Regions from separate parts of the Homo sapiens genome. Here region 2 is linked to region 1. Evidence: chromatin loops called from intact Hi-C (ENCODE). Cell type or tissue: Calu3. All regions are shown on one strand. Each heading gives the region's core, and the rest is flanking DNA. Links, peaks and the distances in the headings are about the cores only. Region 1 holds the start of LOC105377030 (a long non-coding RNA gene). Region 2 overlaps TRANK1 (tetratricopeptide repeat and ankyrin repeat containing 1).

Region 1 (16,260 bases), core at 5,173-13,172:
AGAAAGAAGTAAAAGAGAAGCTGGCAGAACTCAGGAGATATGTGAAAGTGGAAACTAAATTTTTTATAAAAATAAAAGCCATATTAGAAGGAGCAAAACCACGAACAGACATTAATGGAAACATAGTTAAGCATGTAGAATTCAGACAGACTTGAGAAAGAAAGTTAAACCAAAAAATGTTAAAGAGTATTAGAAAAACGATAAATAATAAAAGCCATGCATAGGAAATCCATCATGAAAATAATTTACATCTCTGAAGTGAACTGAGCAAATGAAGCAAGAAGATAATATCCAGAGATACAATGGAAGGAAACGTTCCTATTTTTTAAAAACCTCAAATCTTTAGATTGAAAAAGTTCAGAAACACTAACACTGAGCCATATCTTGGTAAAGTTACTGGCCCTGAAATGTAAAGAAAGAATGGACATATGAAAGAAAATTAAATGACTCATAATGAAGGGAAGCAAATCAGATAACACTTTCCCACTGCAACATTCTAAGCTTGAGAAAGTGGAACAAAACTTCCAAAGTCTTCAGAGAAAGGAGACATGACCACTTGACAATGTTCACTCCAAATGACATTTACGCATATAGGCAATGACATTTTCAAACATGTAGGATCTCAAGAAATATATTAATAGTATCTATGAGCCCTTCTTGGTGGAGGTACATGGTGATAAATCCAACAACAGGACATGAATGAAAGACTTGTAATAAAAAAACTGATGGAAAACATTTAAACCATTTCAATACAAAGCCAAGGCTAGATAGCCATCCAAAATGTAGACTCTAAAGAATAATTGCCAAAGAGAATATAAACATTATGAACAATGCATATACTTAATCTGTCTCAGTAATTGGTTTCCATAGACATGGAAATAACACATCTTTGGATCTCACTGTTTAGATGTTTTTTGCTTTGAGTATGTGAGTATGTAATCCTTGTTTTTTTAATCAAAGTAAATATCTTTTTGTTGCTGTTGTTTATGGAAATACTACTTACTTGGCTCCTTCTCATTTTACTGTGAGCCTGGACTTAAGGAAACTGTTCACAAGAAATCAGAGATATTATTTGTGAGTCTACTCTTTACCTAGCAGCAGTAGAATTTCCAATCTAAAGGCAGAGAAAAATAAGTGAATCAGGTTAACATTCATACCTATCTTATTGACTTAAAGGAAATTTCTAAATGCAATGCCTGGAACCTAAAAAAATGGCACTGGAATGCAAAACGTGGGACTAATAAATTTAATTTGAGGCTTAAGAGTTTTCAAATAATTCACCAAATTTCACAGTCCAGTTGGTAATGATCTGAAGGTAAAGCCAGCCTCAGTCATGATTCTCATTTGAGGAGTCCTTCACAGAGCAAGTTCCCAGATCTTAGCTTATTTCATCCTCAAAGCAAACATGTAAAGCAGAGAGAGAAGTTATTATCACCATTTTACATGTTTAAAAAAAAAAATCAGACACTCCAAGTGGTTAAGTGACTTACCCAAGGTTATTCAGCTAAATCAGTCATAATGGCTATGAGAAGTTGAGTGGGAATTTGGGGCTTTAAGAGACACATCTTGAGCCCTCAGCTGAACAATACTGATTAAATTCCAAGCAAATGTCATCAGATGAAATTTGGTTATCTTTACATCTGGGAAATTGTTAGAGGAAAACATCTGGATCAGACAGGAAATTCCAAGAAAATCCCAAGAGTGTAAGTGTGGGAGTTTATTGTAAACTTCCCAATGCTCAATGAAATTTTTCTTCTTTAAGTGTGTTAGAGACAAAGTCAGTGCATCATGGGAATTGCCCAAAGGAAATCAGCTCCATGGAAAAAAACGTGTTCTAGAGACATAAAATTGATGCTGCTCTGTTAACAGACGCCAATGACTCTTCTGAGACTTAAATCATGGAACATTCAACATGACTCAGGGACATTCCGGGGACCAGCTAATGAGACTCCCAAGATACCTGCTTTCTGTTCAGCCTACACCACCCAGAGGAAGCTGGCTAATGTGAGTGAGAGTTGCTGAAGTGTTCTGGGTAGTTAGGCCAGGGTAACAAGGAGCTCCCTTAAAAAAAAAAGAACTCAAGAAAGAATTCATAGATGTGGCTGCTGTGCCACAGTCTCCATTCTAATATGGACTCTGTGGACAAGACCACCATGAATCACAGCTGATGCCTGCCATGCTGATCTAGAGATGAAGGCCCACGATCGCTTAGGTTCCTACTTCCCTTGTTGAAAGCCAGAGATAGGGCTTTCTGCCCTGGTTAAGAACTTGCTTTATGCCATGAAAAGAAACAGTAATTTTTGGCTTATTTAAAAGAATAAAAAATGTTAAAGAAATTGATGGCCACTCATGGCCATAGCCTCCTTGAGCTTTGGCCAGGAATTAGGCTGTAGCTCTCCTCTCCCTGGTTGCTCCTCAGGCCTCAAGAGATCTTTCAGAGGAATCCATCTCAGTCCCTGCCAGTTCTGGGGAGGGCTTTCTGAGCATGGGTCTAGTTAAGATCCTGGGTGACTCTTTTGATTTCCACAAGATTTGCATCCTTCCCAGAAGCTGCATGGAAATAAGCCACAGAAAGAGCAGGTCATAAAAAATGTCTCAAAACTCTTTACCTCACCAGCCAGACCAGCAGTCTCTAAAGGGCCCTATGCTTCTGAGAATTTTCTCACAACCAATATAATACTTACCTAGGTTCTTATGATTATTTCATTTCTGAGCCATCTGGAACAAGAATTCAGAAACCTGAGAGAATAAGAAAGAAATGTCAAATAAAAATGAATAATAAAAAGGTCATATTCAATTACCATATTCGATGTGTTTCTTTTTTCCAATTAAAATTTTCTTCTCCAGGCTTTTGAAAGTAACCAAAAAACCCTAAAGAAAATATATGAAATGATCTCAAACCTAAAATTCAGAATAGGAAGAAATGGTGTGTTAACCAGAAATTTTGCAGCCACAATTTTTATACCTTCTTCTCTCTCAGTCCCTGCATCTAATCCACCTTCAGGTCCTGACAATTTTACCTCCAAAACGGCCTTCAAATTCATCTACATCTTTCCAACTCAACTACCTCTGCCCTAGTCCAAGCTATCATCACATTTGGTCTTGACCACTGCCACAATCTCCTAACTCAAATCCCTGTTTGGATTCCTGCTGCATCCACAAATAGATATTCCACACCAAAAGCCAGAGAGGATTACTTAGAATGCAGATGTGATCATTTTATGCTCTTGGAAAAGTCTACAATGGCCAATAAAATTTTGAAAAGATGCTCCCCTGTTCACTCATTAGGAAAATGAAAATTAAAACCCCAGTGATATATCTCTACAAAACAACCAGAATAGCTAAAAAATTAAAATTTTTCAGTGCAGAATATCAAGTGTAGGTGAGTGTGAGAAGAGATTGGAACTCTCATACCTTGTTAGTGAGAATGTGAAATGGTATCATCATTTTGGAAAATGATTCTATAATATCTGCTAAAGCTGCATATACAACCATCCTGTGACCCTGCAATTATACCATTAAGCATATTCATCCAACAGAAATGCATATTTATCAAGACATGTTCATAAATGTTCAGAGCAGCACAATTCATAACAGCCCACAACTGAGAACATCCCAAATGCTTATTCACAACCCAATTGTGTATTCATATCATGAGAATGGACAATCTACAACTACTACAGACAAATTTCATAGACATTACTTTGAGTGAAAGAGGCCAGATAACAGATAATTCCATATACATAAAATAGAAAAACAGGCAAACAAATATATGTTGTGCAAAGTCAAAATAGTGCTTACTGGACGGGTGTGGACTGGCAGGGGGTACAAAGTGAGTCCTTCTTGGCTTCTGATAATATTCCGTTTCTTGGTCTGGGTGCTGTTTATGTGGATATTCAGTTTGTGGAAATTCAGTAAACTATGCACTTATCATATGTGCATTTTTCTGTATATGTTTATAGCTAAATTGAAAGTGTTTAAATTACTCAATGACTTCCCATTAAGGTAAAATACAAAATCATTAACATGGGCTACAAGACTGTAAAATCATCTAGCACCTGCCCTTAACTCCATACTTCTTCTGAGCTGCTAACCCCCTTGCTTAATAACTCCAGCCACATTGTCCATGAATCAGTTCCCTAAATATACCTCATTCCTTCCCATCTCAGGGCCTTTGTACCTGCTGTCCCCTGGCCTAAAACAGCAGCTGGCAAACTATGGCCCACAGGGCATTTCTGCCAATCCTGCCTGCCATTTGTTTCTGTAAGTAAAGTTTTACTGGAATCCAGCCATGTCCATTCACTTCTATATTGTCTACAGTTGCTTTGGTGCTATAACAGCCACAGAGATCATATGGTTCACAGAATGAAAATATTTGCTATCTGGCCCATTATAGAAAAGCCTTGCCAACCCCTGGCCTAGAACATTCTCACATGCCTGCTCTACCCCCATCTGTCTAACTCCTACTCACTTTTCAGAATTGAGAAAAAACAAACATGTCCTTTGTTGAAAGAAGCCTAAGTCTGTATGTTGATTGTACACTCCTGGACTTTTCTTCTAGGGCTCTCCCCTGCTTCAGATCAGCAGAGCAATGGCTTTCCTTGCTCTTCGAGTGAAATGCAAAATTCCCCACAGCCTACGAGCCTCTGCATGATTTGGTCTACTGTGTACCTCTTGGCCTTTTCTCCTACACTTGCTCTGATCTGATAACTATAGCCTCATTCTAAGACCTGGTTAAGTTCTTCTGAGCCTCAGAGACTTTGCCATGCTGCACCATATGCCTCAAATGCTCTTTCCCAGTTCCTCATCCAGCCAGCATTTGCTCACTCTTCACATGTCAGCTAAAAGATGGCTTAATAAAAAAGAGGCCACTCCCATAGAGGGTTACCACAGCCAAGTGCTGGAGGCTCCTCCCTCAGCTTGGGTTCCTGAGGCTGCTTCTTCTTTCAAAGAGAGACTCTTCTTGACCCTGCCCACACCCACCCCTGCATCTTGCTTCCACTTTTCCTTCCACAGAGGCTGCCCACTTCTCAGACACCACAACCCCCTCATAGAGCCCACCACAGGCTCCTCAGAATGGACCTCTCCCCTCACCGTCTCCCAGTTGATGACTGTTACAGACATAGCTCCCATAATATCCTGCCATCTGCCTTTTGCCCTCTGCCCTCTGCCCTACTCAGAACTGGTGCTGCCTCTCACTGGGAAGGGAATAGTCAGGTCCAGGAGAAGTCTCAAATCTTCATGGTGCTTCAGGCATAGAGATGAGTCACCCAGAGCCCCCACCAATGCAGGATTTGTTGCCTCCAGCTGCCAGTTCCTTCAGGATCAGGCTCAACTGCAGAAAGCCACCTTGGTGGAAGTCATGCCCTTCTGGGGGCAGCCCACATCAGAGACTGAGTGAGGTGGGGGCAGTAAGGCCCAGGCATTTCAGCACATGTGGAGATAGCTCTTCTTGCTCCAGAACACCCTGCCATGTAGGGCAAGGCCTTGTCAGGCCTGCATTGTAATTTTTTTGTTTTGTTTTGTTGAAATGGGGTCTCACTCCCATCTGGAGTGCAGTGGCGTAATCTCAGCTCACTGCAGGCTCAACTTCCTGGGCTCAGGTGATCCTCCCACCTCAGCCTCCAGAGTAGCTGAGACTACTAGTGATGGGGTTTCACCATGTTGCCCAAGCTGGTGTTGAACTTCTGGGCTCAAGCAATCTGCCTGTCTAGGCCTCCCAAAGTGCTGGGCTTACAAGCATGAGCACTGTGCCTAGCCTGCATTGCAGTTTGACTTCTCTGTCTTCCCAATCTTGTTTCCTGTCCCTTCCCTTTACATATTTTGACTCCTAATAAACACCATGAGCCCTGCATTCTGTCTCAGCATCTGCTTCTAGAGAACCCAACCTGCAACATTTATTTTGTATTATTATGGATTCAACACAGAATTTGGAGTCAGACAGGCCTGGGCTGGAATCCTAGCACTGGTGCTCACCAACCTGGTGGCCTTGGGAAAGTAATTTGAACTCCTAGCTTCCTAGCCTCTGGCTCAGGAAGTCTCCTCATCAAATGGAGATGAAAATATCTTTATTGCAGAGTTTTAGGATTAGTTGAAGTAATGTTATATGTCAGCATGTTAAAATGGAAGTTGGGAATGAGTGCCCAAGCTATGAAATGGAATTGAGGGACAGACCACCCCTTTCAAAGTAGATATCCCACAGTGGAACACATGACCTTTGTAAGTCCTCACCTACTTCAATTTATAAACAGTATGATTGAGGAGTATGTCTTAGAGAGTGGTTTTGAAACTCATATCTGGCTCCTGGAGGTAAAGGTGAATTGCAATTTTTACTTTGCTTCAAGACAAGAAAGAGGACTTCAGAAAGCTGACTATCCTAAAATTAGGGAGATACAATGGGCTCTTATCTGATTCCCACCAGGGAAATCAAAAGGGCAGGACACAGGCTGAATGGAGATGATTTAGCCATTCCACAATGTGTACATATATCAAAACATCATGTTGTACATCAGAAATATACATAACTTTTGCCCATTACAAATTAAAGAAAAAACACAATATTGAGCAAAATAAGTCAGATGCAAACTATTTTACACCATATGATTACATTTATATAAAGAACAAAAACAGGCAAAAGAAACATAAGTTAGAAGTCATGGTAGTATTTACCCTTGGGGACATTGTGACTAACAGAAGGCAAAAAGGTGGATTCTAGGTGCTTGTCACGTTCTGATTCTTGATCTGGGGTGCTGGTTACAGGAAGTGCTCAGTTTGTGGAACTTCACTGAGTTGTCCTCTTATGTTCACTTCTCTGTATGGTAAATTCAAAATAGCCCCATTTCTTTACATAAGCAAAAATCAATCAGATAATCTTGTAGGGGATAAAATACCATTCATACTAGCAACAGAAACACTCAAGAGTCAGAGTTAACAACAAGGAATGACCACGTTACCTGCAGAGAAAATTTTACACTGCTATGAAGAACATAAAAGAAGTATCTAAAAGGAGAGCTACGCAATCTTCATCGCTAGGGTAACTTAACATGGCAAAGCTGCCAATTCTTACCCAATAATGTATAAATCCAATAAAATACTTAGAAGAGTGATTCTCAAAGAGGGTTCCAGACCAGCAGTTCTCAAATTTTGGTGTACATCAGAATCATCAGGAGGGTTTATAAAAACAGATTCCTAGGTCTCCCCCAGAGTTCTGATGCAGAATTCCTCAGGATGAGGCTGAGGCTTGGCATTTACACCAAGTTTCCAGGTGATGTTGATGCTACTGGTTCAGCACTTAGACACTGTGAGAACCACTGCACTGGAATCAAGTCCCTCCTCCTCACCCTGTAGAAAACTCACCTCCCACAGACACACTGACACTTCATGCTTTATTACAGGACCTGCACTCCATGAACTTAAAGTAAAACAAGTTTTGCCCTTATCAAAATGTTAATTTGTCCAGGATGGTGAGAAGGATTAGCTGTTGCCAGCTTTTCATCAGTCCTTTGAAAGGAGTTGTTGACACTGCTCAGGGCCACCTTCTCTACTCCAAGTTACTCTTCAACCCAATGGCTTCTGCTCTTCTGCTAAAACAATTCCTGCTAAGTGTTTCAAGACCTTCTAACTGTTGAACCCAGTGGGAATGTTCCAATCACTGTGCCTCATACACTCCTACATTTGGCACAGGTGACCCCTCTCACCTCCTAAAATCCCTCCATACCCTTGACATTTGTAGGTACCTGCCTTTCTAGCCATTCTTTCTTCACCTCCTTCACAGAATTTATTTCCTTGTCCATCCTTTAAGTGCTGCTTGCTCCATGGCTCTATCCCGCAGTCATGCTCCTCAGGCCACCTTCTCATGCCCTTACCTGCATCCCATCCCTTCCCCCAAGCTGGATACTCATCCTTCAGCTTATCACCCATAGGGTCTCCATCTAGTTGTCACACAAGCATCTCAAATCTAACATGCTTCTTCTCCAGTGCTCCCTGGCTCAGTGAATGGAACCAATATCAACTCAATTGCCTAAATCAAAAATTTGGGAGTCAGTTTTGATGCCTCCCTCTTCCTTAGCCCCCATAGCCTATGAATTGCTCACTTGTGGGCCTTTGCTTATATGGTCCTCGATAAGGAATGCTCTTCCCGTTCGCCTCAGACTTCTCACAAGTCACTCTGACTCATTTTTTTTAAGAGACAGGATCTCACTATGTTGCCGAGGCTGGATTCAAACTCCTGTGCTCAAGTTATCCTCCCATCCCAGTCTCTCAAGTAGCTGGGACTGCAGGTGCATAGCACTGTGCCCAGCTCCACTCTGACTCATTCGTTAAGATTCAACCTAATCATCTCCTCCTCGTGAAGCCCTTCCTAACACCTCCTACTAGGCAGCCAGAATTCCATAATCCCCAATCCTTACAACGTCTGTGTATTTGCCACAGTGTGGCAGTTAGTGCAGAGTCCTAATTAGGGAAAAGGGAGCAGGGGAAAGGGAAAGGGAAAAGGGAGCAGGCTAGAGGGAGCAGGGGAAAGCAGGAAAGAGAAAGCAGATAAGGGGCAAGTCTGCCTTTCTTCAATGTCCTGGATATGCAGCCCTCCTGCACACAACTTGCCACCAGGCACCTGCAAATTATCCATTGCAACCTTGGCATCATCGGTACTGCACAAAGCCCTCTTCAGCACACAGCATAAACACTCTTCTAGAAAATCCCCAGCAAGCTTTTGTTTCCTGGCAGTCCACTCCTCTTCTGCTGATTCTGCCCATTGCCTCATCACAACAAAGTATTTTCTACTGTCTCTCACAAATCTGCCGTTCTTTATCCACAACTGTCTTGGTAAATTTTTTTACCCCCGCTCCACCAGCCCAAATAGTTGTTGCTCCCTTGCAACAGTTAGCTCTTTGTATATCTGTTTCCCATAGTTCTTTTATGTCTTTTCATTTAACAAATACTTATAGACCTCCTTCTATATGGCTGGCACTGATCTAGCCCCTTAGGAGTCATCAGTGAACAGAACAGTGAATATCTCTGCCTCCATGGACTGCAAAGCTGGCTCACTGTGCACTGGTTACCACTTTAGCCCACTGCATCTTGGGCTGCAATTTCTACTACTTGCTTGAGTCCAGTGAGACAGAACACTCATGCAAGTTAAGTGAAGCAACGTTTTTACTCACAGATAGACAGCAAGAAAGAGTAAAAGCCTAGAATTCATAGCAAGTCAGTTCCCAAGGCTCAGAAAAGCTGTCCTGAGTGGATGGAATCCTGTCTTCACGTGCCCCACTTGCCCAACAGCTGAAGGGCCGGGAAAGCAGTCCTCCTGGGTTTTATACCCTGGGAACAACATGATATGCTGGGCTAAGGCATTGAAGGACACCTTGTTCTAGGAGGGACAAGATCAGAGCCCAGAGTATTCTGGCCACTTCCTCCTTATTTCAAGATGTTATATTTCCAGCACATGCCAGTTATTCTTGAGAACTGCAAGTGAGAAAGGAGGAAGAACTAGATCAGTCCAAGGAGAACTGTACTGCATGGTCCTTACATTCTAGAGCATCTGTGTCCCCAGGATTTAGCCAGGGTATGGAATACATTCAATAAACACTCCTTGAATGAATATACTTACATTGCAGTGTGGATGAGACAATTATAGTCTTTTTCCAGAGCACACTTTAAAAAAGAGAAGTAAGAGCAAAAATGGAGGGAGGCAGAAGAGGGCAGATCCAGGGCATAGCCAGAGGAGGAAGGGAGATGGCTCCCACCTGGATCCAGACAACAGTTTCCAAACTAAAACCTGGAAAGCTTAAGAAATAACTCGCCTGCAGGCTCAGTTCCCTGCACCATCTGCATTGATTTGTAGAGGGGCCCTTCTAGATCAGCCTGGGAATCTTCTTCTCCCACAGGGGGAGCTCAAGACCTGCTGACCAAGAGGCATCTCCCCAGGCTACGGATGCCTTGGTACCCATAGGGATACCCATAGCTCAAGGGAGGGGGAGTGATAGGCAGACCCTGAGCACCACCACCCCCACCCCGCCAGCCAAGCAACAGGGCCGGTGTCAGTCCCCAGGAAGCAAGAGACCTATAAGGGGCCTAGGGATCCTAGGGGATGAGGATAATGGAGATGCACTTCTATTATTAAACAGCAAACGACTATATTGATCAGGATACTTCAATCTAAAAAGATGGCTCCTAGAAAGGGAAGATGTTGAAGCAAAGGAAGCAGCAGGGTCCTTTCTTAATGTCACTTTCTGACATGGTTTAGTGATTTCACAGCATTCAGGCCTACATATCAGTCCCTGACCATATTAATCTTCCTCAGCGGTGATCTCCCATAGCATGGGGAACACCTCTCCATCACTGTCTTGGTTCTGCCCAGCACCCCTTGTTAATAAGGCAGGCTGGGAATGGGGAGGTACATATGAGCGACAGCCAGGCTAGGCTCCACTAATGACTAGGTCTCAGTTTCTTCTTCTCTAATTTCATCAACATCGTCATCATTCAGTACTCGCTATGTGCCAGGCATTGTTGTAAGTACTCTATATATCTAACTCACTTAATCCTCACAACAACCCTAGGAAGTACACACTAGCACGATTCCCATTTTACAAAGAAGGAAGCACAGAGAGGCTAAGTAACTCACTCAACTCACATAGCTCACACAAGAGTGTGCAGTGAAGCCTGAATGTGAAATCAGAGCACTGGCCTCAAAGTCTGTGCTCTTAGCAAATGGATTCAATCTTGCTTGAAACACTGATTAACATGTGGTGCTACTGAGAAGGATTCTGAACCTTCTCAGGAGCACTCAGTAGGAAAAGTGCCATAGCTGATTAGCAATGTCTGCAATGGTGATGTAGATGCTGTCTTTTTTATTCTTGTATTATATAATGGCAAAGACACTCTCCCTCACCAAACTTTAGTTAGTCTCTTCTGAGACATCTTTTCAACTAGGCCCTTTGCCTTGGCCCCATCCTGTCTTTGGCCTGCCTAGCCCACTCTTAGGAATAATCAGCATTGGTTAAGTTATATGCTGTGATTTTTTTAAAAAATAAAAGAAAATCTCAAAATGTCAGTGGCTTACATCAGCAAAGGATTGTTACTTGTTCATATTACATGTGGGCCATGAGTCAACTACAGATCTGCTCCATGTGTCTTTTTTTTTTTTTTTTTTAGACGGAGTCTAGCTCTGTTGTCCAGGCTGGAGTGTAGTGGCGCAGTCTTGGCTCACTGCAACCTCTACTTCCTGGGTTCAAGTGATTCTCTTGCCTCAGCCTCCCGAGTAGCTGAGATTACAGGCATGTGCCACCATGCCCAGCTAATTTTTGTATTTTTAGTAGAGACAAGATTTCACCATGTTGGCCAGGCTGGTCTCAAACTCCCGACCTCAATTGATCTGCCCGCCTCAACATCCCAAAGTGCTGGGATTATAGGTGTGAGCCACCGCACCCGGCCCACATGTCTTCTTCATTCTGAGATCTAGGCTAAATGTGCAGCCCCTCTCTGAGATGAACACCAGTCTCATGGCAGAGGGGAAAGAGCAATGGTGGGCCTTCTGATGCACTTAGAGCTTATATTTACATATGGTAAATAGAACAGTGTATTGGCCAAAGCAAGTCAAAATGGCCAACCCTGACGTCCTTAGCAGAAATATAATCCATCCACAGACAGGGGCACCTGCGAGGGACACTGTGGCTATAAACCCAGTGGAGAGCAGCAGCCAACAGTTGGGAATGATCATCTGATTTACCACAATGGGTGTAAAGTTTTGGCTCAGCTCTTTCTTCTCTGGCCTCAGTTTCTCAGCTGTAAAGTGTGTGTGTGTGTGTTTGTGTGTGTGTGTGTGTGTCAGGGTGCAGGGCTAAAAGGAGTCAACCTCTAAGGCTCTTTCCAGTTTTATACAGTCCCACTCCAATACCTGAATTCTCCTCTTGCCTGTCCAGCTGGGTTTTAGAACCATAGATTTCAATCCCTCTTCACACACTAATCTGAACAGTTAACATACACCACCTATTTTCAGTTTTTTCCCCTTACACCTAAGACTGATAGTTTCCATGTACAACATATCCTGTAACCATTCCCAGCTTTACAAAGATAAGTCATTGGTTCTACATGTGACTTGAAATAGCAGAGTGCCCCCTGCTTGTCTCCCCATCTCTTACTGACTCAAAAGTAGTCCTGCTCACCTAAGGAGGCAACTAGGAAATTCAGGCTTACTGCCCCTCACACATCAGCATCTGCTAACACAACCAGCTCCTGGTTTCATCCATTGTTGCTAATAATTACTGGTGACTCCCCTTGAGATCCTCACAGCCATGAGGATATGACTAGGACAGATTCTATCCATCCTTCCTTAAGCCATCCAACTTTGCTAACCCCACCCAGACCAAACCACAGCATCACAACACACATGTAAGTTTCTGTACCAAATGGTCTGAACAACCTCAGAGTAATAGAAACTCGAGGGAGAAACAAAGGAGGAGCTCCATCTGAAAGGGTTTTTGGCCTTTTCAAGAGGAATGACCACTGTGGATGAACCTCCCTCCCTTCCTCACTCAGTCTCTTTTTCTAATGGATCCTCACTTTCCATATTCATTCACTTCAGTGTCTTTCAATTTGGTGCACCCAACTGCTACCTTATTCAAGTAACCCCACCCTTCCCACAGAAGGCGACAGTTCCTAATCTTTCAAACATCTACTGTGCCTTAAGCAGGTGACCATTGCAACAGTTTGTGAGCAAGGCTCCGGTTCCACGAGGGAGGGCGAATGTGGGAGCTCCTCACCTGGAAATGCTGTTCTCTTTGCTACCCAGCAAGAACGGCCCCAGCTTCCAAAAGAGCCTTTTGATTTCATTCTTCCCTGAAAGAGGAGATGGTAGTGTTAGCAGTTCCTGCCCTCACCTGCACAATTCCTCTACTTCCTTATCTTTCCTACTGATCCTGAAACCCCCATATTTTGTGATGGAGACTGTGATGCCCTGCCCAGAAGCCCCTCCAGGGAATAACTTGTTGCCCCAACTGCTGGGGGGGCCTGTCAGTGGATAGTCCTGAGCCCTCAGCCCCTTCAGATATTGCTTCAGCTTCAGAGTCCCCTCAACCAAGGTCACACTCTTCCCAGGATAGCCAACATTCAATGACTAATCAAGATAGGGTATAAAAGGCCTGGACTTCTTGACCCAACTTTGGACAACTTTGAAGCATCGTTCTAGTTAGAGAGCCATGGCTGTCATTGGACCTTCCTTTGGCTCACTTCTGCTTTCTGCCTCTCCCTTTCATAAGCATTGATCCCCAGGCCTCTACTTAATAAATATCCTGCAAGCTAAACTCTATCTCAGAGTCAGTTTCTCATGGAACCCAACCTGCAACAGAAACTAACTTGGAAAACCAGTGATACATGTATATAATAGAATTAATAGATGATTCCTCTTGATCTTACTGCCCCCTGTCACTCAAAACCAAGACTATCAAAAGGTTTTCTCAACCTGAACACTATTGACAATTTGAGCTGGACAATTCTTTGTTGTGGAGGCTGTCCTGTGCATTGCAGTATGTTTAACAGCATTGCTGGCCTCCACCCACAAGATTCCAGTAACGCCTTCCCAGTTATGACAACCAAAAATGTCTCCAGACATAGTCCTCCGTGGAGCAAATAAGCCCTCAGTGAAAACTACTGATTTATAAGAAGCATCCCAGCAGGCAGATTCAGTAAGTGTGTAAAAGCATTTGGACCCTGAACATAAATATTTTTTACTTAAAATGTAATGCCTCTTCTGAGGCACTTGCCAGAAAACTCTTTCTCCAATTGCCTTCTCAGACTTGCTTGTCAAAAGCACAGTTGAGACAACAGATGTTTGAGAAAACTGGCCCAAGGAACTTCTTAGCTCTCCATTTCTCTAAATATTTCTCATCTCTTTCTCTGTAATTATTTAGATCCAAGAAAACAGCATGCTTGGACTACATTCCTTTAATTAAAAATAATAATAGTAATTTTTTTAAAAAACCTCCCTGGAATGAGTTAAATAGTGGTTTTATCACGGGTAATTATAAAATGGCCCATGAACATGCCTGCATGTTTTATGATTGATGAAGGCATTACATTCAGCATGAACCACAGATTTTTCTAAGCCATATTCTTTCTTTCCTTCTATATTTTCTTTTGTGGGTCAAAAAGACTTTATTAAATATCCTCATTTCCTTTCACCATAGTGATGGGAGAGTCATACATTATGGCCATTAAGATAAAAATACTCTTATCAAAGTCATGTAATTGCTCAGGTCCTGGGAAGTGGAGAGAGAGAAGGGAAAAAGTGAATCTTCTTAGAAATCCCATACAGTATTGATATATTGTTTTAGTCCACCAACATCACTTCCTCTAGGGACACCCACCTTTCTCCACTGTAGTTGGTTCTTGTGAATTGCCAGTCACAGGACCTTGCCTTTATGACCATAGAACAGGGAAAATGACTCATGCTTGGACAACCAGATTCTCTCTCCTGGGTATTTGACTCTTAACTGGAAAAGCACAATGCCTGAAGCTTGTTGAAGCTGAATCATCTGATATTAATACCTCAAATAGTCCATGAATTCTTGCTGCTAAGATCCCTGGTGCTGCACAAGTTTCTGTCTCTCCTTTGAACTTTTCTGCATATATACCCCTAAAAGAATTTTGAAAAATTATATACATCTTCATACATTTTTAATGTCATCTAAAATTTTTCAACATGAGTCGGTTTTACTGTAAGGAATGTCATTTTTAGTGCATTATAGATACTGACTTTTAAAATAAAACTATCACATTGGTCTTTTAAATATCCAAAAGAGTGTAAGTACCAAAGCAATTTAAGACCCATCATCAACATTTAAAAATATATATATATGAACAAATGTCTTGTTAACAATTGGAAATTATATCATTCCTTTTTCTCCTTGAACTTATACTTCCATCTCATATCCCCAGAGAATTCCATTCTACCTTTATACTAGGAAACCTTTAACTGATCATTCCATCATAGTTTTCTGCAATAAAAATATATAATATGAAATCAGTCTTTTAAATTTAATTATGTTAATGATTCATGTAATATGTAACTAGTGATCTAATATGTAATTTAATGGTTAATATAATATTATTTTGCAATTTTATTATATTAGATAGTTACATTATATGGACACAGTTGTTTAAAACTGCATAAATGGTCCTATTAGTTTTGATAAGCAATTATTAAACTAAAAAATAAAACTTTTATTGAGAATGCATCTCTTAATGAGATTCAAGGGGAAATGGCGAATTAACCTTTTGTTTGATGCCCTAAACATATTTTTGTTTTTATATTTTTTTATTATACTTTAAGTTCTAGGGTACATGTGCACAACATGCAGGTTTGTTACACATGTATACATGTGCCATGTTGGTGTGCTGCACCCATTAACTCATCATTTACATTAGGTATATCTCCTAATGCTATCCCTCCCCCCTCCCTCCACCCCACAACAGGCCCTGGTGTGTGATGTCCCCCTTCCTCCAAGTGTTCCCATTGTTCAATTTCCACTTATGAGTGAGAACATGCAGTGTTTGGTTTTTTGTCCTTGCAATAGTTTGCTGAGAATGATGGTTTCCAGCTTCATCCATGTCCCTGCGAAGGACATGAACTCATCATTTTTTATGGCTGCATAGTATTCCATGGTGTATATATGCCACATTTTCTTAATCCAGTCTATCATTGTTGGACATTTGGATGGGTTCCAAGTCTTTGCTATTGTGAGCAGTACCGCAATAAACATACGTGTGCATGTGTCTTTATAGCAGCATGATTTATATTCCTTTGGGTATATATCCAGTAATGGGATGGCTGGGTCAAATGGTATTTCTAGTTCTAGATCCCTGAGGAATCGCCACACTGTCTTCCACAATGGTTGAACTAGTTTACAGTCCCACCAACAGTGTAAAAGTCTTCCTATTTCTCCACATCCTCTCCAGCACCTGTTGTTTCCTGACTTTTTAATGATCATCATTCTAACTGGTGTGAGATGATATCTCATTGTAGTTTTGATTTGCATTTCTCTGATGGCCAGTGATGATGAGCATTTTTTCATATGTCTGTTGGCTATATAAATGTCTTCTTTTGAGAAGTGTCTGTTCGTATCCTTTGCCCACTTTTTGATGGGGTTGTTTGTTTTTTTCTTGTAAATTTGTTGGAGTTCTTTGTAGATTCTGGATGTTAGCCCTTTGTCAGATGAGTAGATTGCAAAAATTTTCTCCCATTCTATAGGTTGCCTGTTCACTCTG
Region 2 (16,260 bases), core at 1-8,000, 77 kb after region 1:
CAAGAACCTCTGAACTACTTCCTGCTTCAGAAAGTTTTTATGCAATAACCGGTTTCCTGAGTTCATATACTTCACCAGCTGCTCCAAGACCTTCCTGAAAATGTCGTTTTCACTAGTGGGTCCATCACCATTGCTGAATCCTACAAAACAGCACCAGGTAATGCTTCTGAATACAGAAATTGCAGCTGTTACAGATTGCAAAAATAACCACAATTCTCCAACCCTCCACATACTCACATGCTGTGCAGTGTGACTTGCTGCTCCTCTCATCAAGAAGTGGAGCCTCTTTCCCCTCCACCCTCCCCTGATTCTGGACTAGCTTCATGACTTGCTATGACAAATAGAATGCAGTAGATGTGATTTTTGTGCCCTTTCTAAGCCTGGGCCTCAAGAAGCCTTGTATACTTCTGCTGACTTTCTTGAGGCTGTGGCCTTCATCATGTAAACAAGTCAGGCTAGCCTACTGAGAGATAAGAGACAACATAGAACAGGAAGGAATTGGCCTAGTTGTCCAAACTGAGACCCTATAGATGTGAAAGAAACCAGCCAACATCAGCAAAGACTGCAGACCCTTGAGTAAGTTCAATTAAGGCCATAAGAACAGCCCAGACTAAATTGCTGACCTGTAGGATCAGGAGCCAAATAAATGCTTGTTGGTTTTTGGGGGTTTTTTTGTTTTTTTGGTTTTTTTTTTTTTTTTTTTTTGAGACGGAGTCTTACTCTATCGCCCAGGCTGGAGTGCAGTGGCATGATCTCCACTCACTGCAACCTCTGCCGCCAAGGTTCAAGCAATTCTCCTGCCTCTGCCTCCCGAGTAGCTGGGATTACAGGCACTTGCCACCGCGCCTGGCTAATTTTTGTAATTTTAGTAGAGACGGGGTTTCACTATATTGGCCAGGCTGGTCTTGAACTCCTGACTTCATAATCCACTCGCCTCAGCCTCCCAAAGTGCTGGGATTACAGGCGTGAGCCATCACACCCAGCATGCTTCTTGTTTTAAGCCACGAAAATTGGAGTATTTTGTTATGCAGTAATAAATAACTGATATAACAATTCAGGGAGTGACAGCAGAAAGATGGCTTAGCACGATGGCAACATCCAACTACATGTCAGCCACCCAAACTTTTATGTCTTATTTGCAAGTGGAAAAGGCCAAGTAAGGAGCCATCTCTCTGGCCAAGGAAGGGAAGGCAATATCTTTTTCATTCAAGTTATTTGATAAAGTAGTCATGATGAGAAAACACCCACTGGCTGGGTGCGGTGGCTCACTCCTGTAATCCCAGCAGTTTGGGAGGCTGAAACGGGTGGATTGCTTGAGCTCAGGAGTTCAAGACCAGCCTGAGCAACATGGCAAAACCCAGTCTCTACAAAACATACACATGTACACACACACATACATATATATAGACATATTCATATATACAAATAAAATACAAAAATTAGCCAGGTGTAATGGCACATGCCTGTGGTCCCAGCTACTCAGGAGGCTGAGGCAGGAGGATTGCTTGAGCCCAGGAGGTTGAGGCGGCAATGAGTAATGATTACACCACTGCACTCCAGCCTGGGCAACAGAGCAAGACCCTGTCTCAAAAGAAAAAAAAGAGAGAGAGAGAGAGACAGAGAGAGACAGAGACAGAGAGAGAGAGAAAGAAAGAAAGAGAAAGAGAGAGAGACAGACAGAAAGAAAGAGAGAGAGAGACAGACAGAAAGAAAAAGAAAGAAAGAAAGAAAGAAAGAAAGAAAGAAAGAAAGAAAGAAAGAAAGAAAGAAAGAAAGAGTCACCGATGAAGTGTTGGAAAAAATGACAAATTTTTTTTATTAGGTATCAAAAAGTATTGTTAATTAAAATGGAATCTTACTGAACAGATAAGAGAGCAGAACTGGACATTTATTTTCACACCAAGTGAAAAGAGCCTGGCCCAGAGTAGCACTATCATGGTTGTGAAGAAATGAATGAATGTTCAATGTCATGTTCTACCAGAGTGGGAATACTTTAAAAGAGACAGCCTATTTGAAAACAGGAAAAAAATTAAAAGCATGCTTCAGTCAGGTTCCCTGGCAGCAGACACCAGATTTGTCCACAAGTAGTTTATTAAGGAGGAAGACCAGTAGGTGAGTGGGGGAAGCAGAGTAAGGGTGAGAGGGGAAGCCAAACCCAGGTATGCACTCAGGCAAAGTCCCACAGAGGGTGGTCTCAGCCTGATCCCACAGGAAGGCTCTGGAGTGTGAGTCACACTTCAGAGTGGTCCCTGTGCAAGGCAAAGGAAATGAGCTTTCATATTCTCGCATCTATCAGTCACTAGCTGCAGGCTGCCTTTGGACAATATAAATTCCCAGACATTTCTGGTTTAAAAAGAAGCAAGAGCAAAACAGCCGCTATAAGTCCAAAGACACTCCCTTGAAAACAAGCCTTGGGTGCTGACTTTTCAAACTGCACACACACCAATGTCAGGGGGTACTCAGAAATGGTGAAAGGGATCCAGGGGAATCCAGACAGAGCTCTCCAACATCTGCCACCCCTTCTGACACACATCTAAATCACACTTCAATAAATCAAGCCAGAACACCAGAAACATACACACATCCACTTCCGGGGCAAACACTCATTGCCCACTCTAATCAAGAGACGTTCAGGTGCCAGGCAGAAGGAAGATCCACTATAGCATCATCCTCCAGAGAACAGAAAATGATAATCATTTGGCAAAGAAAGACCCACATCACCCTGGCTGGAAGCTCACTGAGACTGAAATTATGTGTAGTAAAGCAATATCTGGCTAGCATCCCTGGACTTTCCCCTCCCATCTTCATCCTAAAATACCTATGAAGACAAACAAAAAAGGATGAAAACTCACAGTACAAAAAAAAAAATAGGACCTTTGGTAAAAGAGAAACTTCCTTCACTATCAAGCTGATGGAAACTTGCTGCTTGTCTGCCTGATAGAATCTTTGCAAAAACATCATTCTTCCCCCAGGAAAGTAAGTTTAGTAAAAAACTCACATGAAAATGAACAGAAACATACTAAGCTCAACAAAAGACACAATTAGATGCAGCTGCATAATAAATACATGATTACATGGTTCAGACTTGTTAAGAAGGCAGTTATAGATGAGCGAAAGATTCAAACATCAGGAAAGAAATCAGAGAATGATACAGATGGAAAGTTGCTAAATACTGACAAATGGTATCCCTTGGCAGGAGGGCTGTGGGTGACTTGTTTACTTCACTGATCTTTTCTGATTTTGTTTCTAAATTTCCTATAAGCTTAAAGAGTCAAAAGAAACATCAGGAAACAAAGTTGCTTATGCATTATAATCAAGAGTTTTTTAAAAGATGACTACGTAAGTACTGAACAACAAAAGACTGAATAAAAATGTGCTAACATGCAATTACAATAAATTTGCTTTTATATAAAACTATACTTTTACAAATTTTCAACAATGATCACATTTAGCAAATATAGCAGGTCCTCAAATAACATTCCTTTCAACAGAATTTCATTATAACATCGATGAGAAAACAAATTTGGTCCCCACCGGGGACACTGTGTGGAGTTTGCACGTTCTTCCCATCTTTGCATGGATTTTCTCTAAGTACTCAGGTTTCCTCCCACACCCCAAAGATGTGTACGATAGGTGAACTCACATGTCTCAGTTGTCCCAGTCTGAGTGAGTGCGGATGTGTGTGAGTGAGCCCTGCAATTGAATGGAATCCTGTGGAGGGCTGGCTCCCACTTGGCTCCCTAAGCTGCCGGAATAAACTGGCCACCTTCAACACTGAACTGGAATAACTCGGTAAATAATTATCTTACTTGTTTTTATTAACCTTTCTTAAATGTATATATAGCTCACATTTATTTCCATGTTTAATATTAGATCTTTATTTAGAAGTCTGGTGATGTTTTTGTGACCAAAACTATGCCTTAGGAACTTAACTCTTGTTTGTTATCAATTAACCTACCGTAAAACTGGTTTTGTTATACATCATTTTGCTTAAAGTCAGTTTCCAAGAACCTGTTAATAATGTTAAGTGATGACTTACTGTGTATATACACAGATTTGAAATTAAAAATTAAAAAGCTCTTCTGAAGTTGCAACCATAGTCAGAAGTAATAGAAAATAGAAATAAATTATTTCAAAAGGAGATTTCATTTTTGTCCAAAATCTTTTTATAAGGTTTAAAAAGCAAAAGTGTTAGGTTTTATTACATACATTTTTATCAATTTAAATTTACATTCTCATCACATTTTATAAAAGAAAATATAAATATATAACTAAAAATGCATGGAATAAGACTAAATGACCAAATCACAAACACATTAATTTTTTTCTGGCAGGTACAATTACAGATAATTAATAGTTTCTTTTCTACATTTCATAAATTTTCTAAGTATATAAAAAGATTGGTTTTATAAAAAGGAAGAAGTATGACAGACATCCTTTAAGTCAATACCCTATGCCTGCATATACTGAAAACAGGCACTGTCCTGGTGCTGAGCACAGCAGAAAGCAGCTGGCTCCCCACTGGAGGACCAGAAAGATAAGGATTCAGAGGCCTGATGTAAGCTGACTCGAAAAGGCCAAGAACTAGTAAATCAGAGAGAAGATCACAAACAACTGTGAGAAAAACAAAGGCTCCAATCTTGCGCTTCTTGGTCCCAAGGAAAGAGCTGAGCAGCAACATCAGGTAGAGAAAGTGGACATGCTGCCATCTGGTGGTGGCTATGAAAACTGGATAAAGACCATTCTGTAATCTTGACTATTTAGGACTAAAGCCTTGCTCCTCAAAGTGGTCCCTGGCTTGCCCTGGCAGCTAGTGAGAAATACAGAATCTCAGGTCCTGCCCTGAACCTGCTGAATCAAAACATGCATTTTAGCAGGCTCCCAAATAATTCATGTACATGTTAAGATGGAGAAACACTGGTTTAGAGAACAGCAGAAATCTTTAGCAAGACCCTTTATTTCTCACCTAGATGCCAAAAGCAGCCCCATCCTAAGAGATAAGGACCACTGTTATCAGCAAAATGGGGTACAGCAAACTTGAGGAAGAGTCAAGGGAGAAAGTATCTTTCATCATGGTCTGTAAATTGGAATGTTCATTCATCTGGATGTAAAACAACTCAAATCCTAATGTTATTGTGCTCAGGACCATAGATGCAAAAAACAAATGTTAGGCACAGATACAGCTCCCTAGCGGCAGCTCTTCCTAAAGACAATGCTTCCATCTGTCCCTTTAATGGATTAGGATGGGGAAGGATTAAGGTCCATAAAAACAAAGTAGATCCTCCTTCATTCCCATGGCCCTGGGCCTCCTCCTTTGATTCTCCCAGTCTCTTCAACTACTTTCTGGATAGAAACACCTTCTGGGAGCTAAAGTCTAAAGCTACATTATCCCATACATGGCCACTAACTTACATAAAATTACAGTTAATTAAATAAAATGAAATTTCTGGTTCTTCAGATGCATGAGCCACACACATTTCAACTGCTCAACAGTCACATGTGACGAGTGGCTATCATATCAGACAGAATAGGTGTAGGACATTTCCATCATCTAGGAAAATTATACTTCATGGACCTAGTCTAGAAAGATCCCCCAGCCCCACCTTAGGTTTTAAACTTTGTGCCATCAGTAAAATCTTAGAAACAAAATGTATGCATGTAACTCTATACAACTCTCTGGATGTATAAAGGAACAGTGATATTCAATATATAATTTCATTCAAAGATCATCACCTATAGAGTTCACATAGGCTTTATTTAGGCTTTTCCACAAGTTCTACTGCTGCGCCAGGAGTGGTGGCTCACGCCTATAATCACAGCACTTTAGGAGGCTGAAGGGAGTGGATCACCTGAGGTCAGGATTTGAAGACCAGTCTGACCAACAGAGTGAAACCCCATCTCTACAAAAAATACAAAATTAGCCGGGCATGGTGATGCATGCCTGTAATCCCAGCTACGTGGGAGGCTGAGGCAGGAGAATCGCTTGGACCCGGGAGATGGAGGTTGCAGTGAGCAGAGATTCTGCCATTGCACTCCAGCCTCGGCAACAAGGGCAAAACTCTGTTTCAAAAAAAAAAAAAAGAGAGAGAGAGAGAGAGAGTTCCACTGCCTAGAATACTTTGGGAAATATACAACTCCACCTTGCCAGCCCTTCCTGATTAACTTCTCCTCTTTACAGATTTTTTTTTACTAGTTCCTTTCACTCATGTTTCTCTATAGTCTTTCAATATTCCTCTAGCATGGCAAGAAAATCTTTGTGACCAGTGGCCTGGAAAACTTTACAGAAATCAAACGTCCAACAAGTTTACCATTGAGTACGGAAGGCTTTAGGCTTGACTGCATCCACTACCATCACAGGCTACCTGGTAAGCCAAATGGCAAGCTTGGAACGATGCACAGTCCTCTCATGCATGCTTTTCTGCCAAGCAAGTACAGGTGAATTCTAATGAGTGAAAAGGGGACACACTGAGATTCTACTGAGTCTCTTCTCTTGGTTCCAAACCCAGGTCACATTTAACTGGTGAAGGAAAGAGAAGAGAAGCGAGAGCAAGAACCTTGCCTCAGAAGACAAGGCATTTTTAGGATTAACAGATATTCAAGGATTGTATTATACAAGGAAACTAAAAAAAAAAAAAAAAAAAAAAAAACCTAAAACCTTAAAAACTAAACCAACATGAATGACTTAGGCCAAAGACTTTAACACTAAATAGAACATGCACAGTATTCTAAGAACTGAGATTAAAATTAATAAAATATAAAATTTGCAGGCTGAGTGCAGTGGCTCACATCTGTAATCCCAGCACTTTGGGAGGCGAAGGTGGGCGATCACCTGAGGTCAGCAGATCAAGACCAGCCTGGCCAACACGCTGAAACCCCGTCCCTACTAATAATACAAAAATTAGCTGGGTGTGGTGGTGCACGCCTGTAATCCCAGCTACTCAGGAGGCTGAGGCAGGAGAAACGCTTGAACCGGGGAGGCGGAGGTTGCAGTGAGCCAAGATCGTGCCACTGCACTCCAGCCTGGGTGACAAGAGTGAAACCCCGTCTCTTAAAAATATATATATCAAACAAGTCAGCCATTCTCTACCACTAACCAGTGGTTCTTCTTTTGCCATTATTTTAAAGCCTGAAAATTCACTGACCTGTTTGGCTACTTGGAGTTTCTCAAATCATGGAAACCATTCTGAAACTGAGATGATATGCACAAGCTCTCAAAAAGCATTCCACAATGACCTACTCATTATACAACCTCACGAAGAAATTAGTATTCCTAAAAACATGAGGTCATTTAAAAACTAAACATCATATGTCAAAGCTTTAAAAGAACACCCATGAAAAGGAAAAAAATAAAAAGAGGGCTCTACCCCTCTCTCCTTGTTCTCACAGTCTCATAGAAATGACATCTTTAAAATAAATAAATAAAAATTAAAACATAAATGGGGAAATGGAGTCAAGGGAGAAGTGTTTAAAAAGCAGCTTCAATCTCCCTCACATAAAACTTTTCTCACTCTGGCAATTGCAATAATCTGCAGCCTGACAGACTATCTCCCACCCCAACACATGCCCTCTACAGGTTGCCTGCAATTTGCTGCCCACTTGCACATTCAAGAGAGGGAGTGTTTCTAGGGAAGCACATTTAAATAACTGCAGGAAATAAATGCTTACCAACTATTAAGTATTAATCAATCTAGTCCTTCAGTCATACATACAAACCATCCAAAGATCAGAAGATAATTAGGGAAAAGGAATAGCACAAAAGAGAAGCAAGAAGTGAGTCAGGCTGGGCATGGTGGCTCATGCCTATAATCCCAGCACTTTGGGAGGCCAAGGCAGGTAGATCACTTGAAGTCAGGAGTTCGAGATCAGCCTGGCCAACATGATGAAATCCAGTCTCTACTAAAACTACAAAAAGTAGCCGAGTGTGGTGGTACATGCCTGTAATCCCAATGACTTGGGAGGCTGAGGCAGGAGAATCACTTGAACCTGGGAGATGGGAGGTTGCAATGAGCTGAGATCGCATCACTGCACCCCAGTCTGGGCAACAGAGCGAGACTTCGTCTCAAAAAAAAAGAAAATGAGTCAACTAACCCCAAAAGTAACATTAATAATTCAGAGAAGAAAGGAGAAACTTTTTTTAAAAAAAAAGTATTTGCTTTTTTAAATGCAATTCAAGAAGATGTGGCAAATATAAAACATGAATAAGCTGCTATAGATAAGAAACAATCAAAAGAGTTCTAGAAATTAAAACTATAATTTTCCAAATTAAAAAATGCAGCAATGGACAAGATAAATTATAAAAGGAGAAGTTTTAGATGAATTTAAAGATCTGGGAAGAGAAAAGGAGATAGAGACTAGTAGGGAAAGGTACAGAGACATATATTATAAATTCAAGAAGCTCATCCATTTAATAGCAGTGGCAAAGAGAAAAGAGACTTGGATGGGAACAAAATAATAGAGGATAATTCCCCTGAGCTAAGAAAACAGAATGCAAGGGGCCAACACGTGCCAAGCCAGAAGAATGAGGAAGGACCCATATCTAGATACATACTAGGGAAATTGCAGGACTCCGAGGACAGAGAAAATTCTAGAGGGGGAAAAAATGAGACTGACATCAGACTTCTGTCAGTAGCAATGGGAGCTAGAAGATAATGAAATAATTTATACATTGTGAGGAACAAGGTTTTACAGTACATTTCATAAAACTAAGATACCATAGATATCGATGAACATACCAGAAAAGACTGCCATTAAACTATGACATGTCACTGATTATAAAACACATTCCCATTTCAAAGATGTTAAAATTGCTGGGAGGCAGGGGGGAGTGTAACTTACTATTGAAGAAATACAATGCCTATATTCAGACAAATTATCCATCAATATGAGGGTAAAAGAAAGACATTTTCAAAAATTCTGTAAGTCTACTATCTATGCCTCCTCCATGAAAAACTTACTTGACCAAGTACTCCAACATATCAAGGAGGAAATCTATGTGGATAACAGTAGCCATAGGAGTCATGTATGAGTGCAAAAACTACAAGAAGTATAAAAATATATACATGTTTCATTAAACTGAGATGCTTAAAGAGTATCACATTTAAAGAGCAAAGTTTTCAGGACATTTGGCGATTCCTTTCTATAGGTCTGCCCATGTTACTAGTTGTAGAAAGAGTAACATTTACATAATTATACTACCATGCAAATGTCATTCACTAATTTGCAATTTTTAGAATCAATCTGTAGATGCAGCATGAAAAACTTAGAGTTAAGAAATAGAATATAAATGATACACGTAGCATTACTAAACAAAACCCAACAAATAGGACTGACACAGCCAAGCACTTCATCTTTTACGTGGTCTTGTCAGCAGATGCTGTCCAAAATTGATAAACCAAGAAATAGAGATGTACGTGTATTTTAAATTGTTGGCCATAATTGTTTCTAAGGAATAGACTTGATTTTGTTATCTCATATTCTGTCTAATTTTTTTCCTTTTTTTGCTGTGTACATGCATGGGAAAAAAAAAAAATCACCCACACTGTCAAAAGGTGGACTTGAAAAAGTTCCCAGAATGTCATAGCATCTCTCTAAATAAGAGCTATCTCATTCTACCTTTAAAAAAAAAAAAAAAAAGCAAACAAGTTTTCCAAAGATTGGTAGGTCTCACTTCCATATATATATGTGTGTGTATATATATATATACCAAAAAGAGATAAACTGATTTGTATCTAATGTCACAGAACCAGTTTTATGCCCCCCAAAAGTTAATACACTGGAAGCTGTACCTGATAGGTCCTTAGAACACGTAGCTAGCTTTTCTAAGTGACTGTTGATTTTCTCGATGGCTTTGAAGTTCTTATTCCTCTTCAGGACATCCACAACAGACCGAGACTGTCGATCCAGCAAAGTGGGATCTGCCCCAAAGCGCAGGAGCATCTGCACATCCTCTGTTTGTCCTAGGGCAGGCCAAAATGAGAAGGGGTGTTTGTCATGGTTCCTTCCATAAGATGTCCCCATGAGTGCTCTTCTTCTCAGTCTCCTCCCAAGCAGCCCAGGGCAAGAGGACTAGGGTCTTCTGTTTGTGGAGCCTGCACTGCTAGCCTCAGGTAGTCCACTCAACTCCCTGAAGCAAGGAGTTCTTTGTGGAGTGGGAAGGACAATAGCTTTCAAGAGGTTCAGAAGTGCGCTCCTCTCTACCTTTCTCCCCTCTCCTTGGTAACAAGCAAGGAGAGGGGGAATCTGGTTACTAAGCAACAGTTACAGCTGTAAGGATAACATCAAGCTGTGACTTCAGATTTCTTTATTCCCTAGAGAGGAAACAAAATATTCTTCCAGGAGAAAAGTCTGCCTGGAGACAGGACATGAAAGCGGTGATTGCTTTGGCATCAGGGGCTGTTTTGTTGTCACTGTTACCACCCTCCTAGCCCCAACTCCCTGGATGCCAACTCCATTTGCTGCTCTGATGTATCCATTTGCCAAGCATCAACGTATGTCTGTGGTCACAGATGCAACTGTTTGCGGAATGAAACAGGTATATCCCTGGGGGTACACAAAGACTTAAATGGGCACAGAGAGTTAAATGACTCAATGCCTAATCTCCAAATTCCATATGTAAGCTTTCCTAAAATTCACCTCCTGAGAAGGCAACTGCACTTCTCCCACTTTACCAAAAAAAAAAAAAAAGAATTAAGTCATATTTCCCACCCATCGAGAATCTCACTGTGGTAGGCAGAATTCTAAGCCCCCAAGATTTCTGACCTGCTGTGCATCCACACTTTTTCCCAGTTATTCAATCAAATACTAGCCTAGGTGCTGCTGTGATGAAATTTTGCAAATGAAACAAAGGTCCCAAATCAGTTTATCTTAATATAGGGAGATTATCCAGAGAGGCCTGACCTAATCACATGAGTCCTAACAGTCAAAGTTCTAGAGGTCAGAGATTCAGAGTATGAGAGGGATTTGATGCACAAGAAATTCTCCTCTGCTGGTTTTGAAGATACAAGAGGCAGGACAAGGAATGTGTGTGGCCTGCAGAAGTCAAGAGCAGCCTCTGGCTAATAACCGGCAGAGAAACTGGGATCTCAATCCAACAATGGCAAAGAACTGGATTCTTCCACAACCATGTGAGCTTAAAAGCAGGCCCAGAACTCCAGATGAGAACATAGCCAAAGCCAACACCTTCAGCCTTGCAAGACACTGAGCAGAAAACTCAGTCACATCATGTCACTCTACTGACGTATAATAAATGGGTGTTGTTTCAAGCCACTAAGTGTATGGTGACACAGCATAACTATAGTATACTGCCCCAAAGGGGGTAAAAACTCCTAACCTCCAGGGTATCAACCCAAAGGACAATTAAAACTAACTGATACCTGCAAAACGTCTTTTAAAAGGCACTACATAATCCATCCCCTACCTACTTCCCCCCAGAATTTTATTTTTATGTTTAACAATTATAGAAATTTCACTATATTTATGTTGTTTTGATAAGCTCCATATTGATAATTAGGAATAATTCAATCCAGAAAAAAAGTAACGCTTAGAGCCTTACAATCACAGAAATGTTGGGAGGACGTCATTTCCATTCTATTAAATACAAGTAAAGAAGTGAAATAACAGTTTTATTTTAAAATATCCATGTGTACAAAATTATACAAAATTCCAGATGTCAACTTAAATACATGCAGAGAGGTACACAGGTTTTCAAAATTCTTTAAGGGGGGATAAGGAAGCAAAATTTGAAAACCACCAACAAATAAGACTTATTTTTTTGTCTGGTCAGTATCCATTCTCCCTTTTTCTGAGAACCACCCAGTTTTCCTTTGAGACAGCACCTCCTCTCTCTCAGCCTTACCAGATTTGATGGTGTGAACACCAGACCGACTGACACACACCCCTGTGACAACCACATTCTCTACCATTTCACCAACGCCCAGGTCCAGGGGCTAACACTTAACCAGGATCTGGCCATTCAAATCATTCTGTTCTTCTAGCTCTGTCCCATACCCTCTTCCAGAGGCTAAATCCTGGCCAGGGCCTTGCCAATCAGATCATTCCATTCTTCTGGCTCTAGTGACTGATTGGTTCATAGGGAGGACATGTGACCAAAGTCAGGTCACTAAGACACACTAGGAGCTATTGGGAGGAGGTATCCTCTTTGACTGAGATTGACAAATTGGCAGAAAGTAAGCCTGAAGGTTCTGGTGGCCTTAACTGAAAGACAGCCTGTCTGAAAACGAAACTAACAGAAAGAAGAAATAACCACAAACCGCTACAGATGAAAACAAACAAACCTAACAACTCTCCCAACACCACTTTCAAAATGAACATATCAAACTTGATTTTCATTAGAACATAGTTATTTCTTCACACAACGGAGTAAAAGGCAAGACAGACTCATGAAGACAGCTTTGAAGCAAGCACCTGAACCAAACTCTGGAGTCTTCAGTCGCATGAGACAATAAATTCTCTTTCCTGCCTAAACCAGTTTGAGTGTAGCTTCTAACCAAGACAGATGTAATGATCCAACCTCACTCCTTCAATTTCAGGAGCTAACCATATCTAGACGGGTTCTGCTGCTGCCCAGCTCTGGTGAGTTCCTGAGCCTCTGAAATCTCTATGTACCAGAGCCAATGAGACCATTGTAACAACAAGCACCCACCAAATTACAAACAAAGCTGAAGATTTCTAAGGCCCAACTGACACTGCAATTTTTTCAAATGGGTTTAAAATTTAGGCCAACTTAAATAATCTGGAAAGTTCTTGATTCTCTATGTACCAAACAATACTTAAGAAGGAGATAATAAACCCAGTGTTCAGGCAACATTTCTGGGGTTTAAGTTAGCAATAGCTTTCAAAATCCAAATGCATACCAATAAGCTAGCACATCTTAAACATATACGCTTTTACTTGTACATCATAAAATATTTGCAGAAAAAAATGTAAGATATTAGTAACACTCATTCCTTGCTGCCTAATGGACAGAGTAGAATAGACTCTTGATGTATACATTTTGTACCTTTTGATTTTTTAATATATTTAAAATTTAAATAAAATTAAAATGTATCCAAATAAATAACATGTACAGTTCCTTCAAACAAGAAATTTCTTAACAAGGAAATCATCCTATAGATGCAACCCCACTGATTCACAAACATGTATGTAAAAGAATGGTCTCCAAGCCTTGTTTTCAATTGCAAAATGAACTAAAATACATTTAACCATCTATTAGTATGAGTTGTTAAAAAAATGAAACTGCCATGCAGATACTATTAGGGAAAGATGACTAAGATACATTGTTCAGTGAAGAAAGCAAGTTGCTGAACAGAATGTACAGTGTACCTACATTTATATTTAAAAGGGAAAAAACTGGCATTATACATATACATTACTAGCAAGACTGACAAAAAAAGTTTTAGTAGTTGATTTTGTAGAAAGAGATTTACTTTTTATCACATTCTTTGAAAGTGTCTGAATTTTTTAAAGGAATACAAAACTATTTATTGACCATCGTTCACCAGTATTTTAAATAATAAACAATATACAGTTGGATAACATTCTGATTAATACAAAGTTGTTTTTCCTGGCTTCTGCTGAACCAGTAAAACAAATACTGAAAAGACTAAGCCTACATGTAAGGAATAAGTTGAGGTAAAGAAAAAACATGCGAGTCAATAGTTTAGATCAGGGGTCCCCAACCCCCCAGGTGCTGGTCTGTGGCCTGTTAGGAAGCGGGCCTCACAGTAGGAGGTGTGCAGAGGACAGCGAGCATCACTGCCTGAGCTCCGCCTCCTGTCAGATAAGCAGCAGCATTAGATTCTTATAGGAGTGCAACCCTGTTGTGAACTACGCATGTGAGGGATCTAGGGTCTATGTTGCCACTCTTGAGAATCTAACTAATGCCTGGCAATCTCAGGTGGAACAGTTTCAGCCCAAAACCATCCTCTTCTCCCACCCCCAACTATACCCCACCATCTGTGGAAAAATCGTCTTGCACAAAACCAGTCCCTGGTGCCAAAAAGGTTGGGGACCACTGCTTTAGATTACAAGACTTGGTTCACTCATTTACAGCTGCAGGTCCTAAACTACCAACATCTCTAACCATCTGATTAGTTTCCGTGAGCAACGTCTTAGATAGTCCATGAATCATGACCTTTAGGTCAATGTAGCAACAGGGATTTCAACTTACATGTTCTTACCTGTAAGTGAGGGCTACACAGCTAGAATACTTGGACACCAGGAGGGAAACAACAGACACTAGGGCCTACTTGAGGATGGAGGGTGTAAGGAGGGAGAGGATCAGAAAAAACACTTATCAGGTACTATACGTATTACCCAGGTGATGAAATGATCTTCACACAAAACCCCTATGACATGCAGTTTACCTATATAATAAACCTGCAAAAGTACCCCCCCCGAACCTAAAATGAAAGTTCAAAAAAAAAAAAAAGAAAGAAAAGAAATGGCTCACTAAAAGAAATCTTTTTAAATGCCCATTTAACTGTCTTGTTTAATTAAAACGTACTAGGATTTTCCTAGTTTCCTCATCTGGATAGGGAGGCTGCTGGGTTGTTGGCAACAATAAAATTTTTCTTTAAGGAATTTTGCTAACAAACCATTGCATTTTTATATATAAATGCTTTTAAAATATCAATTTAAATTGTCTGATTAATTAGAATCATTTATTTCACTTGATACACATGGCTTCAGGAAAATTTTCAATTTATCTGGAAGTGATTTATCTCTTACATTGCTCAGAATGATGGCATATTAGAAACATGGGCTTACCTGGGACTTTGGTTTTGGCAATTGTTTAAAAAAAAAAAGAAAGAAAACTATTTACATATGCATTTTATATATACATACACAAAAACAAAACAACCAGAATGATCCTTAGGCTTATGAGAAGCCAAGTTATGATTAATGACTATGAGAATTTTCCCCAACATTTAGAAAATCTGTTCCCTACTGCAGAGGAAATAATATACCATGGTATTGAATGCTCTTTACTGATAAAGGAAGCAACTACAGAGAGCTTTTGTTTCTTTGTTCAAAGTAACCAGTTCTACTGATGAAAAAAAACAACAAACCCAACAACTCTCCCAATACCATTTCAAAATGAACATATCAAACTTGATTTTCATTAGAATGTAGTTATTTCTTCACACTAGCAAATAAAAAACCAAGACCCAGATTTTGTATAAATATATCTATATAAATATATAAATATATAAATATATATAAATATACAAATATATAAATATATATAAATATACAAATATATATAAATATATATAAATATACAAATATATATAAATATATAAATATATATAAATATATAAATATATAAATATATAAATATAAATATAAATATATAAATATATAAATATATATAAATATACAAATATATAAATATATATAAATATATATAAATATATATAAATATGTAAATATATAAATATACAAATATATGTAAATATACAAATATATGTAAATATACAAATATATGTAAATATACAAATATATGTAAACATACAAATATATGTAAACATGCAAATATATGTAAACATGCAAATATATGTAAACATGCAAATATATGTAAACATGCAAATATATGTAAACATGCAAATATATGTAAACATGCAAATATATGTAAACATGCAAATATATGTAAACATGCAAATATATGTAAACATGCAAATATATGTAAACATACAAATATATGTAAACATGCAAATATATATAAACATATATAAATATATATAAACATATATAAATATATATAAACATATAAATATATATAAACATAAATATATATATATATAAAACAATGTGAACAATTACATCATCTTCTGGACGAGAATGCCAAGTTAGTCTTTCTTCATAAAAAGCAATTACAATTTAAGGACCCTTCACACTTGTCTCTTTTGCCAGCATCAAGTTGGCCCCATTTGAGTCTTTCCACCTCATGAGAAACATCGATTCTCCACTGCTGTCTGTGGCACCAATTATTCTTTCAGGATTAAGACCTCTAGCCAGCCCTCTTGGTTTCTCAGCAGCATCTCTTTCCTTTGATTTGCTCTCATCAGATTTACTGTGAGATAAAGTATTTTGTAATTCCTTTTCTTTACTTAATTTGGGAATTAATAAATGCTTCAATTAACTCTGGAGAATCTAAATTTTCTTCAGGTAACCAAGCATTGTATCATGACGTTCTTCCATCTGTAGGTCTGTAGCATCTGTAAATCCCTTCCACTTGAG

What was found. Hi-C counts contacts between places; a loop is a spot of excess contacts. Peaks named below come from ENCODE experiments on the same cell type or tissue, not always from the same donor. Only the 100,000 strongest peaks of a DNase experiment are listed, where the experiment ranks them.
Region 2: a loop joins it to region 1, with 4 times the contacts of the local background. A loop is called at or near these places in 20 of 110 quality-filtered maps.

The regions. Positions count from the first base shown.
Region 1 is chr3:36,782,643-36,798,902 of GRCh38, forward strand. It overlaps LOC105377030 (a long non-coding RNA gene), which reads right to left and starts at 1,643. Exons shown (of 3, transcript XR_940722.2): 1 at 1,491-1,643. In Calu3, for the core only: no CTCF peak of the experiment used is centred there; a DNase peak (open chromatin) is centred at 9,899.
Region 2 is chr3:36,864,341-36,880,600 of GRCh38, forward strand. TRANK1 (tetratricopeptide repeat and ankyrin repeat containing 1) reads right to left here. Exons shown (of 24, transcript NM_001329998.2): 9 at 9,786-9,956; 10 at 1-140. It also overlaps the pseudogene CBX3P10. Among named protein-coding and RNA genes, the nearest start is that of LINC02033, 50 kb to the left of the region's middle. RefSeq lists a silencer at 1,356-1,531 and enhancers at 4,762-4,821, 12,269-12,438. In Calu3, for the core only: a CTCF peak has its summit at 4,733 (motif pointing left); a DNase peak (open chromatin) is centred at 4,701.